2 separate regions of the Homo sapiens genome follow, and region 1 is linked to region 2. A link is an interaction called in ENCODE POLR2A ChIA-PET data of the cell type or tissue named here. Cell type or tissue: HepG2. All regions are shown on one strand.

Evidence for each region. Peaks named below come from ENCODE experiments on the same cell type or tissue, not always from the same donor. Only the 100,000 strongest peaks of a DNase experiment are listed, where the experiment ranks them.
Region 1: POLR2A ChIA-PET joins it to region 2 with 5 read pairs; 2 of 35 experiments call an interaction of 5 or more read pairs at or near these places.

Annotation. Positions count from the first base shown.
Region 1 is chr22:39,378,629-39,383,628 of GRCh38, forward strand. It overlaps SYNGR1 (synaptogyrin 1), which reads left to right. Exons shown (of 4, transcript NM_004711.5): 4 at 3,068-5,000. The coding sequence ends at 3,286. Among named protein-coding and RNA genes, the nearest start is that of TAB1, 19 kb to the right of the region's middle. In HepG2, no CTCF peak of the experiment used is centred here; no DNase peak of the experiment used is centred here; H3K27me3 peaks cover 1,737 bases.
Region 2 is chr22:39,181,178-39,186,177 of GRCh38, forward strand. No RefSeq gene overlaps it. Among named protein-coding and RNA genes, the nearest start is that of CBX7, 31 kb to the left of the region's middle. In HepG2, a CTCF peak has its summit at 4,761; DNase peaks (open chromatin) are centred at 2,934 and 4,624; H3K27me3 peaks cover 1,437 bases.

The sequences.
Region 1 (5,000 bases), 200 kb after region 2:
GAGGGCCTGAGCACATCGAGAGTGAGCTTCCTGGCACTGGAGGCATCCCAGTGCAGATGCAGACTGCCTGCTGCACGCTGGAGATGCTGCAGAGAGAGCACCTACACTGAGAAAGTGGGGCCAGGGGACCACCAGGTCCCTGGGCTCTCAGTAGAACTCCCATCCTCCCTCTGCAGCCCAGGCCAGCGGGGGCCCAGGCCTCTCCTTTGCTCCTGTCTTGTGGCCCCTTAAACTGGTTGCCCAAATGAAGCTTTGACTTAGTGAGGGCAGAGAGCTGAACACAGAGACAGTATGAGTGCCTACAGCCAGAGGCATCTCCCTAGAAGGATCAGTAGGGGTCATCTGCTCCAGCCCTCTGCCTCTGTACAGGAAACCAGCCTGGATAGTAGAGCCAGGGAGCTCGGGGAGAACCGCGTCTACAGACATTGCTCTCAAGGTTCATTCAGTCAGTTCCTGTGGGCTGGCCAGGGCTCAAGTGTACCCTCAGGGGGCTCTTCACCTCCCCTGCTTCTTCAGGCTCCGGCGTCTGAGCCCCCAGCAGCCAGGACCTCATGCTAACATAGTGGGAAACCCCAGAGGGCTACACCTTATCCCTTAGCCCAATTTCTTTAGACCTAGTCTGCCTTTCCCAAGGTGCTGGCACTTTGCTTTAAATACCCACCTCCCAGAAAGTGCTTCCCCTCAGAACTTTGGTCAATGAGTACAATCAAAAGGTAATGCCCTAGCTGGGCATGGTGGCTCATGCCTGTGATCCCAGCACTTTGGGAGGCCAAGGCAGGCGGATCACCTGAGGTCAGGAGTTTGAGACCAGCCTGGCCAACATGGCAAAACCCCGTCTCTACTAAAAATACAAAAATTAGCTTGGTGTGGTGGCGGGTACCTGTAATCCCAGCTACTTGGGAGGCTGAGGCAGGAGAATCACTTGAACCCAGGAGGCAGATGTTGCAGTGAGCCAAGGTTGTGTCATTGCACCCCATCCTGGGTGACAGAGCGAGACTCTGTCTCAAAAAAAAAAAGAAAAAAAAAAAGGAAATGCCCAGTCACTGGGTTTCTGGAACTTTGTGGAATAAAACGCTAGGTATATTCACTCTCTACCTCTTCACTAAGTGGCTCTTTAGGTTGTTGGTTGACTTAGTGCCTCGTCAGGGGCCAGTGAAAGGGAAGGAGGTGAGGGCGCCCTGACCTGGGAAGGGGTAGGACCCCATGTTTAGGGAAGGGTTCTAGCAGTAACTCTGCCACGGGCACTTCCTTTTCTAGGCCTCAATCTTCCCAGCCCTAAAACAGGGGTCTGGAGAGTATCAGCACATTCCCATCACAGGCAGATTCCCCGGGCCGGGAAAGTTTCTGGAGAAGGCTTTTGCAATAAACCTCTAAGCTGCTTTTCTAATGACAAGTTTGATTTACTTAAACTTTGACTTAGCTCAGTGTGGTCAGTGTCATTGTCCTTAATAACAATGTAATTGCTTTTATTGAAAAATAATTTCCTAACCATGCATGTGTGCTGTAGACAAGTCTTTCCCAATCTGAGATCTGTGAAAAAAAAAAAAAAAACGGGGCGGCTTCAGGCTAGGCGCGGTCACATTGAATAGTCAGGGCTCTGCCAAGTCAGATGATCCTGAAACTTGTTTCACTCTATTTAACTCAGTTTCTCACTTAGAATTAGGTTCAGCAGCAGGTGACCGAAATCCCAGATAACAGTGATTTCAACAAAGTCCAAGGCTGTGGAAGTGGTCCAGGGCTGGCATACTGGCTCCAGAGGTCTTCGGTGACCCAGGCATCTTTCCTTTTTTTTAGAGACAGGGTCTCACTCTGTTGCCCAGGCTGGATCATAGCTCACTGCAGCCTCAAACCCATAGGCTCAGGCAATCCTCCCACCTCAGCCTCCTGAGTAGCTGGGACTACAGGCCAGTACCACTATGCCCGGCTAATTTGGTTTTTGTGGATTTTTTTGGTAGAGATGGGGTCTTGCTATGTTGCCCAAGCTGGCCTTTTTTTTTTTTTTTTTTTTTTTTGAGACAGTCTCACTTTGTTGCCCAGGCTAGAGTGCAGTGGCGCTGTCTCAGGGTACTGCAACCTCCGCCTCCTGGGTTCAAGCGATTCTCCTGCTTGCACCTCCCGAGTAGCTGGGATTACAGGTGATGCCACCATGCCCAGCTAATTTTTTTAATTTTCAGTAGAGATGGGGTTTCACCATGTTGGCCAGGCTGGTCTCAAACTCCTGACCTCAAGTAATCTGCCCATCTTGGCCTCTCAAAGTGCTGGGATTGCAAGCATGAGTTGTCGCGCCTGGCCTCTCCTGCTTTCAAGAAGAAGATCAGATTGTTATTGTGCCTGCTGTTTTTCAAGTGCCTTTAACTCAACATAGTCAATATGCCAGAGGTGCATATTTTAGCCCAGGCTGGTCTTGATCTCCTGGCCTCAAGCAATCCTTCCACCTTGGCCTATCAAAGTTGTGGGATTACAGGCATGAGCCGCGGTGCATGGCCCCCAGGCATCTTTCATTCCTACAGACTTGGCTCATGGTCTTTGTGGTCCCTTTTGGCAATTAGAGCTCCAGCCATCACATCTGTGTTCCAGGCATCAGGTCAGAGGGTGGGACAGAGAACATGAGGGTACCCCATTGGCCAAAACGTAGTCACATGGCCATGCCTAGCTGCAAGAGAGACAAAAGAATGACTCTTAGGAGATGCTAACAGTCCTTTGTCCCGCTGAGAAGCTTTTTTTAAGAAGGCTGTTGTGAGCCTTTGAGCCATCTTAACACTCCATAATGGAGATCTAGAACTTTTGGTAGCCCAGACTGACCTCTGGGATTGGGAGACAGGGGCAGGTGATTTCTGGGGTACTTTCTGGCTGGATGATATGGTTCTGGGCATTTCCGGGGGTGGCTGCGAGAACAGCCTTCCTTCTCCACAGCCAAGCTTGGTCTCATGTTTGGTGCTTTGAGGATCTTTAACCCTCTCCTGCCTGTGTCCTGTGAACTAACCACCACTAACCCAGTGCTCTTGTCTGTCTCTCCCCTAACCACCCCCTCCCGCCTGTCCTTGTCCTCGCCGGCCTTTGTCCCCAGGCGGGCCAGGCTGTGCTGGCCTTCCAGCGGTACCAGATTGGCGCCGACTCGGCCCTCTTCTCCCAGGACTACATGGACCCCAGCCAGGACTCCAGCATGCCTTACGCGCCCTACGTGGAGCCCACTGGGCCGGATCCCGCCGGTATGGGCGGCACCTACCAGCAGCCGGCCAACACCTTCGACACCGAGCCCCAGGGCTACCAGTCGCAGGGCTACTGAGCCACAGTGACCGCCTGCCCCCGCCCCTCCCCATCTGTCCCCTCTCTCCACACCCAGCCCCTGCTCCTGCCCAGGCTGCCCTGCCCAGCGCCTCATCAGCCTCTGCCTTGTCCCACTGAGGTCCAGGGTAGCTCGGGGCAGGGGTGGGGCAGTCCAGTGTTGGGGACTGTCTACGTATGTGCAAGTATATCCCAGGGCATGTGCCCCGCAGGGGCCTAGAGGGTGGGGGCCAGGGGTATTTGCATTCATACATTGTGTCATCAAGCATTCCTTGAGCGCCTACTGGGCATCCGGCCTGTGCTGGGCATGGGTGGTGACATTGGCAGAAATGGCCACTGGAAAGGGGAGCGATGAGCTGTGGAGGAAGCCCTGGTGGTACCAGAGGCCAGAATGGTGGGAAAGACAGATCCAGATAATGCTGGGAAGTGTGGCTACACCGTGGCTTGGTCATAGGGTGAGTGTAAACACCCACAGGACACTGGGGGCTGTCACCCTGCTCTGGCAGTCCTGCTAAGAGTGTCAGGGCCGTCTCCATTTTATGGTTGAGGAAACTGAGGTCTAGAGAGGTCAAGATTACTTGCCCAGAATCACTCAGGCAGCTAGTGATAGAGGTGGGGCCAAGCCCAGGCTGCCCGACTGCAGACCACGTGCTCTTCCCTGGCCACCCACCTCCTACCATCCCCACGCTTGGGGCTTCCCTGCTCAGTGTTACTGTCATTCTGGGAGGCCTTGGGGCCCTCAGCCCCTTGAGACACCCTGATTCTGCTGCATGCCAAGGGCCTGTTCTGCCCCAGCTGTTCCTCCTCCCCTGGGGACAGCCCCACCTCCGGGTCCCTCCACCCACATCCCCCTGGTCCTACCCCTGGCCCTTGGCCTCCTCCAAGAGGGCTCACCCCGGGTGCTGCTCTGTGCTCTGCGTGTCCCACAGACGCTTGTTCCAGGGGGCTCCAGCAAACCCCTTCGTGGTCTCTCAAAGGACTGATCACTGTCCTTGCCTCTAGGAGGGGTCACTAAGCCCTTACCTAGGGCTGGGTGGACAACAAGGCACAGATGAGGGTGTGACTGGCCCGAGGTCACGGTGAGTGAGTGGCAAAGCTGGCCCTGACGCCTGGGTTTCTTGGCCCCAGCTGCCCAGCAGGTGCCTCGATTCCCTGCCCTTGTGACCTCCCAGGAAACAGAACTGATCTGGGACACTATGTCACCTCTCCTCTCATCTGGGGTCAGTCAGGGTTCGGGGGCTGCAGCAGCCAAGCGCATGAGAGGTGTTTCCTTGGCCTTCCAGAAGGCCCACTGTGGAGCCAGCCTCCCTATGGGAGGCAGAGCGGCAAGGACAGGGCTTTGGAATCAGCCAGGTCGGCTCCTGGGCTGTGGCCGTGGAGAGACACTGCCCCCAGGATGACACAGGCAAGAGCCCCTGAGGCATGGGAGGCCCAGGGAAGACCATGGGCTGTAGGGGAGAGTGTGGCAGGTGACCCAAAGGCCCAAAGAGGGCCGTGGGGCCTGAGGAGGTCATAATCTCTTCTGAGTGGGGGCAGGTCGATTCTTGCACAAGGTGGGCTCTTCACTGAGCCATAAGGGACAGGGAGGTATGGGAGAGCGCTGGGGGCCCATCCCCCTGTCCACCCAGTGTCCACTGGCCTGTCCTTCAGGGAGCAGAGCAGAGCAGGTGGTGGACGGGCCCAGTGCTGGGTGTTTTCACCACCATCCCCCCATC
Region 2 (5,000 bases):
ACTTGCCAGATTCAAGCAATTCTCCTGCCTCAGCCTCCTGAGTAACTGGGATTACAAGGGCCAGCCATGATGCCTGGCTAATTTTTTGTATTTTTGTAGAGACGAGGTTTTGCCGTGTTGGCCAGGCTGGTCTCTAACTCCTGAAACTTCAGGAGATCCACCCACTTCCCAAAGTGCTGGGATTACAGGCTGGAGCCACTGTGCCCAGCCAGTGGTTGCTGTTCTTTTTAAGAAGAAAGAAGAATGAGCATTCTCCCCTGGGGAATGATCCTGAAGAGCGGACACTGCGGGAGGAGGAGAGGGGTGTGCATGGCGGGAGGGATAGGTCCACCCGCCTTGACACACAGGCCCTCCATCACAGTGGCAGCAGGAGGCAGCGTCAGTGGGTGCAGGGGTGCACAGTGAGCACAGGGAGGTTCCCCAGGACCCCTTCTGCTTTCTCAGTGAAAAGGCAGCAAGGCCCTGGAGGTCTGAGGGGTAAGGAGAAGGTGTGGAAGAGCCCTCTTGGAGCGGTGCGTGTAGACCCAGGAAATGCAGCGGCATTGCCCAGCAACACTCTGGCAGATTGCATTTTCCAAGATGGCTGCAACAACATCTCCCGCCCCACAAGTTATTCTAGAACCTTTCGCTCCTCCACCAAGAGGTAGAGTCTAATTTCGCCTCCCCTAGAACCTAAGCAGGCTTGCGACTCACTGTGCTACCAATGGACTGCAGCGGAAGTGACAATGCATCACTTTTGAGGCTAGGTTATCAAAGCTTCTGCCATATGGAGTGCTCAGGCTGGCGCCTTGAGCCTCCATGCTGTGAGGAAGCCCAACCAGCCCCTGCACATGGAAAGGCTCTCAGAGCACCTGAAGAGAGAGTTGCTCCAGCCACCACCTGTCTGTCACCTGTGAGACCCTGAACAACCCAGCTGAGCCTCTCCCAAGTTCATGACCCACAGAATTCAGGAAAGATAATAAAAAATATTGTTGTCTTAAGCCTTTAATTTATTATGCAGAAATAGCTAATTGGAATAAATGCCAAGGACTAAACTGAGATTTGTGGTTGTGAATTTAAAGTGACACTCCTTTTTAGCCAAATGATATCTAAGGCATTTCTGCAGGGACAAGAGGCTGCACAGTCGCTGCAGGTTTCCCCTCCTTGCTGCAAGGGAGGAGAGAGACAATGGAGGAGGAAAGGTAGAGGAGATTGGGCCTAAGGTGTCAGGCAAAGTTGTGTGAACTGGACTCTGTAGGTAACCGGGAGCTACTGAGGGTCCTTCAGTGAGAGATGTTACATTCCATGCATAGGCTGAGCTCATTCTGGACTTAGCAATACAGAATGCAGCCTGCATCCTTGGATGAACTGGGGGTATGAGGAGGAGAGAGGTCTCCCCAGAAAGCCTGGCCACAGGTCAGAGGCTGGGGACTCTGGGCGTAGCTGGACCTTCAGCCCCTTCTCTATCTGCCTGTTCCTTAGACATTCAGCCAACTAGGAGAGGGGTGGAGAGTGGTGACCCTCAGTGTTCCCACCTGAAAAATGGGCACATTGGACTTCAGGTCTCTAAGTGGGCTTCTGGCTCTGAGGCTACAGACAGGAAAGAGACATTTGTGGTCATATTTCCACATACACATTGCTTGTGGTCAGGACAGATGCTAGGCTGAGCCCTGGCTCCGTCCTGGTTGCTGGAGATGCAGGAAGAGGCCTGGCCCTCACTATACAATAGGCCCTGCTCAGGATTCTTAGGTTCAAAGGAAGAGAAAACCCAACTCATGGTGGCTTTAACAACTGGAATGTGGCTGGGCGTGGTAGCTCACGCTTGTAATCCCAGCACTTTGGGAGGCTGAGGTGGGTGGATCGCCTGAGGTCGGGAGTTTGAGACCAACCTGACCAACATGGTGAAACCCCATCTCTACCAAAAATACAAAATTAGCTGGGCATGGTGGCTCATGCCTGTAATCCCAGCTACTTGGGAGGCTGAGGCAGGAGAATCACTTGAACCCGGGAGGCAGAGGTTGCCATGAGCCGAGATCGCGCCATTGCACTCCAGCCTGGGCAAGAAGAGCGAAACCCCTTCTCAAAAAAACAAAACAAAACAAAAACACAAACAACTGGAATGTGTGAGCTACTGAGGACCCGAGCTACTGAGCAACCAAAAAGCATGGGGGTATTTGAGGGTTCGAGCAAAACTTGATCCAGCCATGAAACTGAGTGACAGGACCCATTTCTCTGCCTCCCTCTCTTAGCTCCTCTCTTGGGCTGGCTCTCCCATGGGGGTCTCAGGCGGCTCCCAATCGGTCTAGATCTTTTTTTGGCGGGGGAATGGGGATGGAGTCTCGCTCTGTTGCCAGGCTGGAGTGCAGTGGCGAGATCTCGGCTCACTGCAACCTCCACCTCCTAGGTTCAAGCGATTCTCCTGCCTCAGCCTCCCAAGTAGTTGGGACTATGGGCGCGTGCCACCATGCCCAGCTAATTTTTGTAGTTTTAGTAGAGACGGGGTTTCACCATGTTGGCCAGGATGGTCTCGATCTCTTGGCCTTGTGATCCGCCCACCTCGGCCTCCCAAAGTGCTGGGATTACAGGCGTGAGCCACCGCACCCAGACTCTTTTTTGTTATTATTATTATTATTTTTTTAGAGACAGGGTCTCTCTGTCACCCGGGCTGGAGTACAGTGGCATGATCTCAGCCCACTGCAACCTCTGCCTCCCAGGGTCAAGCGATTCTCCTGCCTCAGCCTCCAGAGTAGCTGGGACTATAGGCTCAGGCTACAGCGCCTGGCTAATTTTTCTGTAGAGATGGGATTTCGCCATGTTGCCCAGGATCCAATCCGGGTGTAGATATTGTCCTTCTCTCCATGTTCAGTGGAGAGAGAGAGACAGTCTTCTTCCCGGGGAGCTCAGATATCTTTGCTCTGATTGGCCTGACTTCAGCCTTGTAGCCATCCCTGAACCAATCACAATGGCCACCAGATGGGATATAGTAATTGTCTTAGGCCAATGAGAGCCCACCTGGGGCGGGGCAGAATCTACCCCACCCTGGGCTGGGAGACACTGGGTCCTGTTGGGAGAGAGGAAGGGATGGACGAAGACCCAAAGCATGTCCCTGGCTCCACCCAGTAGAACCTTCTGGAGACTCTATGCTCTGTCAGAGACGAAGTGGTTGAGCACCAGAAAGGGGGCAGTCTCCCCATCAGAGCTATTTCCTGCCACCAGTACCAGCTGCCCATCTGGCCCGGCCTGGAGCCCCGGGATGCAGGCAGCCGCTGTTGGCGGGAACCCAGGGCCTGCTTGGGACGCTTGGGCAGCTGGAGACTGATTAAGCTGGGAAAAGTGCAGGCTGGAGAAGACTGGGACGGGGAAGTGATCCGACGCTTCCTTAACACCAAAAAAGGGAACAGAAAGGGTCAACCTAGGCGCCAGGAGGAATCCAAACAGGTAGCACATAACAAAAGCAGATGACTCTTCCGTTTGAGTCTGACTGTGTTCCACGTCCGCACGCTTCCTCCCCCACTACCCACCGGAGCACGGCTCCGTAGGGATGACTCCCTTGCTATGACAGGGAGGCTGAGGCCCTGAGACAAGTGACTCACCCAAGGTCACCGTGAGGTGGGGCAAAGCCAGGGTATCAGCCTGAGCTCTCCCAGGACCCCCACTCCACGGCAGCAGAACTGAGCCATACCTGTGCCCACTCCTGCAGCAAGGTGATGGTGACGGTGAAGCTCCTGTCACCACCACTGGGGAGGCCATTCCAGTCCCTCACGGCCCCCACTATTGGAGAGGCAGGGGAGCGGACAGGAAAGGGGCTGCCGGGTCCAACTGGCTCAAGTTCAAGTCCTGCCTCCCCCACTCTGGCTGGGTGAACTTGGGCAAGTCAGCATCCTCATTTGCGAAATGAAGAAACCGATGCTTCCTTTAGCAGGAATGCTAAGGAACGAATGCAGGAAGCGACTGACATCACACGTGGAAAACAGCTAGCACACCGGGCACAGGGAAAATACGACATTTCTCATAAGAAGGAAGGAAGGTGTTTGAGGCTTAGTTACCACACCACGGCAGGAACACTACAGTACACATGTGAACCCAGTGCTGTGGGGAGTAGAGGTTTGGTGGACCCTTTCAAATAAATGCTGAAAACCAGAGTAGGGGTGGAGGGTGTTTCCCAAGAAATAAACCAGGGGTGCAGGAACTTCAGTGCTGTTCCTGCCACTCAGCAGGGACCCAGGCACTCCAGAACCTGCTCTCACACTTTCCCCAGGCACTGGAACAGAACTCTCACCCCCTGAGCCTGGGCTCAGCAGGGGCAAGGAGGCTGTAGACAGGAGGTCATTGTCCAGCCCGACTGTGTCCAGATCCCACAGATGCCAACCCATCTGGGGGACAGGGTCTTCTGGGGACCCGCCTGCCATGGGGGAGGCTATTTGTCCCCTAGTTGCCACGGGAGACTTAGATTCAACACTAGGCACTCTCTCCAGTGTCCTGACGGTGACCCGAGAGCATCTCCACCAGCAGGCCTGGGTGGGGCCTGCATAGACAAAGCGGCCTTTGGCTGCCAGCGGCCGGGTTGCAGAGCGTGCGTCAGCTCAGCAGCCAGCCAGAGAGGCCTGGAAGTCAGCCTTGCTGCCCCCCTCCCTTGTCACCATGTACATCTTGTTTCTTGTCATGACACGATGTGGCAGATGTTTCTTGTCAGCTCTGCCGCTGGTCCCTTCTGTCCACCCCCATAGCTGCTGCCCTGGTCGCCCCACCACCCCTTCCTGGTCTCACAGTCAGTCTGTGCTGCACACCGCAGCCAGAGGGAGCTTTCAGATATGCAGTTCAACCTCATCAGTTCCTAGTTTAGAATCCTTCTGTGAATATTTGCAAAACGAGTACCTGACAAAGCATTCATATCCCAAATATGTAAAGAACTTCTACAAATCAATAAGAAAAACAGAGGCAACCAGTAGAAAGGGGGCAGGAGACTTTGAGCAGGCCCTTCACAAAAGAGGTTCTCCAGGCTGGGCGCGGTGGCTCACACC